2 separate regions of the Homo sapiens genome follow, and region 2 is linked to region 1. A link is an interaction called in ENCODE POLR2A ChIA-PET data of the cell type or tissue named here. Cell type or tissue: PC-3. All regions are shown on one strand.

Region 1 (4,000 bases):
CGTTAAATGAGGCCATTAGGGTGAGCCCTAATCCAATCTGACCGGTGTTTTACAAGAAGAGGAAATTTGAACAGGTAGAGAGACAACAGAGTTGCTCACTGTCAGAAGAAAGACCATGGAAAATCACAGTGAGAAGGCAGCCATCTGCAATCAAACAAGCAAGGCCTCAGAAGAAGCTTTAATCTTGGACTTCCTAGCCTCCAGAACTGTAAGAAAATAAATTTCTCCTGTTTAAGCCACCCAGTGTGTGGTATTTTGTTATGGCAGCACTGGCAAACATATGCATATCTTTCTAGATATGCATACCTAGAAACTTACTCTCAAATAATAATCAGAAATATGGTTAAAGATATGTAAAGCTGCTGAGACACCTAAGGTAAATCTCTATATATTAGTCCATTTACTAAATAGGTCAGTCATGGTAGTAGGTGCTGTGGATAGGATGGGGAGCAAAACAGGCTATTAGAGATGGCATCTGCATAGGAGATAGATGTTAAACAACTAGGGCATGTGCCTACGTCCTTGGCTAAATGCTATAAAGGGGAAGTTCAAGGTGCAATGAGAAGGTAGAACGGGGTAAAACTATATATATTGGGGTGGGTGTTAGGGGGGTAGAGGAGAAGTATCCAGAGAGAATTCTGTGAATGTGTGCTGACTGAACGACAAGCTGAAGGATGAGCAAGGGTTAGAGGACAAGGACTGCTTTCTGCCTGGAGATGAGCACCACATGGGCAGATCCACTGCCATGGAAGAAGCTTGCTGGCATAGTGGTGCTGGGGAGCACAGTGGACCAAGAGGAACCAAGAGAGCTGGAATGAGACATTGAGGGATTTCAAGTAGGGCAATATCCCAAGATTGGTAATGTTAAAACATATCAGACTCTTACCAAAGTTTTTCTCTGTGGTGTGCTATTGTTTTCTTCCTTTTCCTTTTTTTTTTTAGTATTTTTCGTAGTTATATCTGGGGAACATGTGTTATATTGTCAGGAAAAAAATAATAATAAATTAAAGTTTTGTGACTGGGAGTGAAATGGATGTTTGTACAAATGTCCTTTTCCATTAAGGAGCCTAAAAAGAATGGCAAGAGTTTGATCACAACGTAAAGTGTGTACTTAAAACTCCTTACAGCAGTTAGGTTTTGCAGTTTGTCTCTTCGCTTTGGCATATGACTTTGTGGAAAATGGGCCTAAAAGAGAACTGTAATTGGGACAGGGAGAAGCTCCTCCTCTTAAAAAATGTTTACTTGCTATGCGAGCTCTATTTTTGGAATTTTATATGCCCTTCTAAGGTAATTTTCCCCAATAAGACCTAAAACAATGTCCCAAATGGCTTAAAATAGCCTCACCTATCTATCCCCTGTTTTGTGAATCACGCTGTAGCACCTGGGTTGCTATCTTCTCACACTCTGAGCTCACCCTGGGCTCCTGGGCTACAGCATTGCAGCAGGCACTGACTGTGAGGGAAATGACTGCCCTGTACACTGACTCTCCTGATTAGAGTGCTCCAAACAGCATGACTCTTTCCCCTGTGGACCTAGAACAACAATCTCTGTCAAAGAAAATCCCATGCACTCTCTGTCCCCAAGTCATTGGTTCTCATTTAAAAAGCAATTGGTTTTTAGGACAGTGAAACTATTCTGTATGCCACTATAATGGTAGGTGCGTGCCATTATACATTTGTACAAACCCATAAAATGTACAACAGGAAGAGTGAATCCTAATGTGTAAACTATGGACTCTGGGTGATAATGATGTGTCAGCATGGGTTCATCAATTGAAACAAATATACCGCTCTAGTCAGGAAGGTTAATCATGGGAGAGGTATGCATATCTGGGAGTATGGGGGCTATGGAAAATCTCTGTACCTTCTGCTCAATATTGCTTTGAACATAAAACAGATCCAAAAAAAGAAAGTTGTTTTTCTTTAAGTGACAATAAACCTAAAAGGAAAGTTGGGGAGGGGGAAATTGGTTATGTAATATATTCACCTCAAGAGCTTAACTACTCGATGTTCTTTATTCTGGCTGTAATTGCAATCACCCTTCAATTGTATCCCTCCCACCCTGTAGTCAATGGTTAACAGCAAGATGAGACATAATGAGAAAGATCCAGGTGCTGGCATAGTAAGACCCATATTGAGTCCTAGTGCACAGTATGTACCTGGCACTCTGGGGCCAGGTCCTTGATAGCTAACTTCAGAATAAAGTCAACAAGGGAGTGATTCTTCCCCTTTTACATATGAGGAAAATGAATCTTAGTGAGGCTAAGTCTTGCCTAAGACTTATGTGACTAGTGACTTTATTAGAGAGATAAAGTGACATGCCTAAGCATGTGACATCTGGTTCCTGGATTAGCAGTATTAAATCCTTTATCTTTAACAACAGCAACAACTTTATTCTATTTCCATGTGAAACTGCCTGTAAATGTGACTTTTAGCCATGTACCAATTTAAACAGAATTCTATTATAAAGTTAGTAATAATAATCTATAGGTCTTTAGGAATTCATCTGAAAGAATTTTATATGAAGAGTATTTTATAACATAGTCTAATGCTATCATCAGAGCCAAGAGGACTACAAATGAGTGGACTAGCTATACTTGGAAACACTATCAGGGAAAACATTCAAATATTCAACTGGTAAAATGATAGTTCTTTGAGAAATAATAAAGATAAGCTTAGTAACCATGCACTGTACATCCTTTTGGGAAGCCAAACAATGTTTTAAACTAATCAGTAAAATAACTTTTTTTAATTGGGGAAATGAACAGACCCTGCTTGGTCACACTATTACACACTAAATCAATGCAAAACTGTCACCAACACCATATCGTAAGTTATATAGTGGCCAAACAGAGGAGAGCTATAAGAAGAAACTCCTGTGAGCTTATAACGCTTCACACCTCAGGAACTTGGAATCTTTTCCTAAAGCAAAATTCAAGGACTTGTCTTACTCATCCCGAAGCTGCAGTAGCCAAACTAAGCCCATATAAACCATATGCCACTGAGATCATAACCCCAAATGACATTAAATTAGGTCATGTATAATAATGTTTTCCCTACTAGCTCTCCACTGTCTGGTGATGATGCTTGTTATGAAAATGTATTAGTCAGCTTGGGCTGCTATAACAAAATACCATAGGCTGAGTAGCTTAAGCAACAGAAATTTGTTTCTCACAGTTCTGGAGGCTAGGAAGTCCCAGATCTAGGTTCTGGCTAATTCAGTTCCTGGTGAGGGCTCTCTTCCTGGCTTGCAGATGGCTGCCTTCTCACTGCAACCTCACATGACTGCTTTTTTAAATGCATATGTGGGGATAGAGAGAGAAAGAAAAAGCTCTCTGATGTCTCTTCTTCTAAGGATATTAATCCCATTAGGCCAGGACCCCACCCTCATGAACTCATCTAACCCTAATTATCTCCCAAAGGCTCCATTTCCAAATACCATCACATTGGAGATTAGGGCTTCAGCATATGAATGGGGGAAGGGGAAGCACAAACATTCAGTCCATAACAGAACATATGTTACCTGCCAATGTTCAATATAAAATTACCAATTATCTTCCCATTGTAATATAAAAGAGAAACATAAAAGACAATGAAGTAAAGAGAAAATGAAAAACTCTAGAATTTTGTGCAGTAATTAGCTGAAGGCATCTGGAAAAAAATTTCTAAGTGTCAACACCTCTGACAGAGGAGGAGGAGGAGATGCAGAGGGAGGAGATGAGGGAGGGGAAAAGGAAAAGAGAGAGGGAAAGCATCTTATTAGGTATGTAAACGAAAAATAAAATCCTAAGCCCCTCATCAACTGAACAGACCCCCTCTTCACCAAGGGGATTCCATAAAAACCTTAAAAACTTAGTTCTGAGCCATGACGGGATGGGAGGTCAGATGCACCTCGTTGTACTCCCTGTCTTTTATGGTTTAGACACAACAATTGACCAGCATTAATGTTAAAATAGAGATCCTAACACTGACAGAACAAAGCCTTTGTGGCAATAAGATAC
Region 2 (4,000 bases), 1.4 Mb after region 1:
CTATATATAGACCACACAAACACTTAACAGAGTCAATAAAATTATCAGCCACTTCATTTTAATATCAATGACTTTTTTATTGTTGAACAATCTCCTTAGGCTACAAATATCTCAATAAATCCATTTTTGGTTGCTGCTGCCACTGTTATTGTTGTTTTAATTAATTTGACAGTAGTTTGGGGCAGGCATTGCTACTGTTCATAGACAATCAGTTCCCCTCTCCTTCAAGGTGCCTGGAAAGATTCCCTAGAAGGTAAGCGGTGAACAGAAGTGGTGCATGTCATTTTCCTGTAGAGGCATTCAATTGCTAGGACCCAATTTCCTCTTAACATTTCACCTGCCCCAGCAATTATAGGCTCCATAGTCAAAAAACTAGAAAAAGTACCCCCTTCTTCAAGACTGACATTACATATGAGCATACTGAACACATTCAGAATCTCTGCAGAGGAAAAATAAAACTGTTTAACACAGTATTCATCAATTAATTTGACCCCAAACTTTTTATTGTCTAACATTTCTTCTTCCTTAGAATTATCTTGGACAATAGCTGGCTATGCTTTAGACATTGGTAATTAACTTAGTAGAGATTAGTTAACAACCAACTGAGTAGAAAGATAGGTGCTTGGAGAGTAGGTTGAAGAGTTGAGCACTAGCCATTGACTGTTTCCATGTGGAAATGACATGAAACGTTTCCAGTGGTATGCCTAACTTCAAGGGAATTCTTCTAGGTACCTCAAAGCAGAAGGAAATTAGATATCAATACCTGTCACGAACTGCTCCCAAAGTTTATTTTTGAAGACCATGGGGATGGGGGAGATTTGTGATACTAGTAACCCAAATGATAATGATTCAAAATAGCAATTGACAAAATTAAATGCCACAGTTCAGTGAGAAGATGGAAACTACACTAGTAATTTGAACAGGGAAATTTTAATGTAATGAATTATTAGCTAATAAATGGTGATCACTGGAAGGGATAAAGAGGACTCTAAAGAATGCAGAATGAACAAATGCTAAACTGCTATATCTAGGACAGAGGGAGAGCATTAAAGGAGCAAACTAAAAACCCACAGAAGGACTCCAGACACCCAAGGCTGTAAGTCAGACCTTGTGGAAGAGTGTGTAGCTGTGGTCCGCTAGAGGAAGCAGAAGTTTGCTGGGGTGCCAGCAGACTGGACATGGTCTGCAGGAAGCTATCTGTTGGGGGACAGAAAAATTCACTGCAGAATGAGTGCCACAGGGCCTCCCAAACACTACTGTCAACCATGCAGTGAGAAGAAAAGATAAAGCACACTAGAAGTAGAAAAAGAAGCCCCTTCTTCTGCTATGTTTTAAAGTGTCTCTCCAGCCTCCTCTATTGATAAAGCTTAACGTGGAGCCAGCTGGCAAAGAAAAAACTGTATGGAGTCCAGCTATAAAAGCACAAAGCAGTGCAAAGAGGGATGAGTGTGGATCTGAGAGACAATAAATTGAAGACCAGCACATCCAGGAAATGCCAGAAGAAAAAAAAAAGGGAAAGAGAGAGAGAAGGAGGGCTGCGGATACAGAAACCACAAACCTACTATAGACTCACAATCCATTTCTCAACTCAGCACTCTGTGTAGAAATAGAAGCCTAATTTGAAGCACACAATAGACTTTATATTACATGCACCTATAAAAAATTTCCTGGGGAGATGAATCACAGCGTTCTTCATGTTTTCGAAGAAGTTTACAGCCCTATAAAGATTAAGAAGAACTGAAGTAGAGTACTGGGCAAATGTCTAGGTAAGTGAGCAAAAAGAATTTTTCCGTGTCAATTACTCAAGACTCTACAAGAGCAGGCTTATGAAAGTAACTTTTAACCAAATTTTAAACAGTAATTTCTCCAAGGAAAGGTTAGAGAAAACAGAGATGACTCTAACAAAATTTAGAAGGAATAAAATTAAAGAAGTTCAGATTCTGCAGACAAAATATCCAGGCTGAATGCCTTCCCCATTGCTTTGGACTTCCAGCTGTTTTTGGATACCTGTCCCAGGGTTTTGCATAATTTTTTCCGATGGAATGATTCCACAAGTGCACAATTAGAATATATTTACTATTTTCCTTGGACAATTGTTTTTTACATATAATAAAATTGAGCCATTTTTAAGAGCAGCATGTACCACAAGGAAAAAACTCAGACCACAGACTGTTTAAGTAGGACCCATTTTTTAAAAAATGAAATTTAAATTCCTCTCAAATGAGAAGAATACCTTTCTTTTCTGTGACAGGCTGTTACTTCAGCCAAATCTCTGGAGAGGTTTGGAAAGTTCAGAAGATCATTTCTGCCCTGAGGCTGAATGTATTTTATTGTGGATTACTAACGCACCACAGACAAGGAAAGAAAATAGATTATTTTACCCTTTGCGGAGCCAACTCATATGAAATTCTGCAGGAGAATTTTAGGAAAACATGCATTTCCATGCCCCAGAGAAGAGTATGTGCATTATATCTTTTACTTTTCAAATGCAAAGAAATTTTTAGGCTTAGTTATTTGTTAGATTCATACATTTACCGGATTCTTCTACTCAAGAGACTTTTCATATTGTCCTGTAAATTATGGTATTTTTATTCAATTGCATGGGACTCAGAGATTTTTACATTTTTTTATAGAAATGCCCCCACTTTCCTAAATGACATATTCCTGAAAAAGGTTTGAAAGTCAAACAGCTGAAATTCAATCAATAGACATATACAGTATAATATTTGCTGTATTTCCATAGTCCAAAAATTTTATGAACCGCAAAAGTATGATTCCTGTAGTCACTGCTTCCCTCTTGGACACAGACAAGTCTAGTGGATGGGTGTAAGACGGCTAGACAAAAGTCTCTCATGTTAGAGCTTTACATTTAGTAAGACCCTCATTCCTCAATAGCTCAAACTCTTGGTCTCCTTTGTTTGAAAATAAGCTATATACATTTATACAGAGACATATATGCATATGTATACATACACATACTCCTGTTTTAGGACAGGCCAATCCCAATGAAGTAGAAGAGTCTGGCACATTCATTGGCTTTTTAAATGATGCTGTCACTTCAAGAAAATGAAATCAACCTTATTAATGTGATGGGTAACACAGTGTTTAAATTTGCAGTCAAATGCTCTACCACTGAGCTCTACCCCGTGGAGTGTTTAAATTTGCTTAAATTTGCTCTGGAGCCAGATTATCTAACATATAGCCTAGCTCCATCTCCTACTATCTGTATAACCCTGGTCAAGTTACTTAACTTCTTCATGCCTAAATGTTCTTATCAGGAAAATAAGGATAATATAAAGCACTTACCTGATAAGGTTGTTGTGAAAGTTAGGTGAGCTATTAGGCATAAATGCACTTGTGCTTCTACCCAGCCTATGGTGTGCCCTGTCTACGTTAGACAGTGGTGGCAGTAGTAACAGTAGTAGTGACAGTAGTGGTAGCATTTTACTATCACATACTACCAACATGAATGTTAATGGCACTTGTTGGAGCAGCCCACCTCGGACTCCCAAAGTGCTGGGATTATAGGCATGAGCCACCACACCTGGCCTAAGCTTTTATTATCTAATTTTAAAATCATGCAAATAGATATAATTAGAAAGTTAAACAATTACAGGACAATTCCGTGTTAACTGTCTGTCTGAATTAAGAACTAGAACTGTCCTAATATAGCTGAAACCACCTCTGGGCACCTTCTGATTTCATCGCCTGGCCTGACCTCCCCACGCCTGCTAAAGCTAATCATTATCCTGACATTTATTTTATTTTTAATCGTTTTACCACATACATATATATATGTAAAACACATTTTGTAGGGTTTTTCGTGTTATTTTACTTTTTTAAATGGCAGCAAACGATATGAGGTCCTCTTGACTTCCCCCTAACATTATGTTTTTAGGATTCTTTCATTTTTACTGCATATAAATATAAGTTATCTATTTTTTCCACCGCTGAGTCTATACTACAATCTATCCATTCTATTGCAATGAATATTTGTTTC

What was found. ChIA-PET counts read pairs that join two places held together with the same protein. Peaks named below come from ENCODE experiments on the same cell type or tissue, not always from the same donor. Only the 100,000 strongest peaks of a DNase experiment are listed, where the experiment ranks them.
Region 2: POLR2A ChIA-PET joins it to region 1 with 13 read pairs; 1 of 35 experiments calls an interaction of 5 or more read pairs at or near these places.

What each region holds. Positions count from the first base shown.
Region 1 is chr3:100,436,218-100,440,217 of GRCh38, reverse strand. All of the region lies in intron 2 of LNP1 (leukemia NUP98 fusion partner 1), which reads right to left. Among named protein-coding and RNA genes, the nearest start is that of LNP1, 37 kb to the right of the region's middle. In PC-3, no CTCF peak of the experiment used is centred here; DNase peaks (open chromatin) are centred at 1,537, 2,097 and 3,007; H3K4me3 peaks cover 1,312 bases; H3K27ac peaks cover 3,861 bases.
Region 2 is chr3:99,082,651-99,086,650 of GRCh38, reverse strand. No RefSeq gene overlaps it. Among named protein-coding and RNA genes, the nearest start is that of LINC00973, 170 kb to the right of the region's middle. In PC-3, no CTCF peak of the experiment used is centred here; DNase peaks (open chromatin) are centred at 1,540 and 2,300; H3K4me3 peaks cover 1,230 bases; H3K27ac peaks cover 2,185 bases.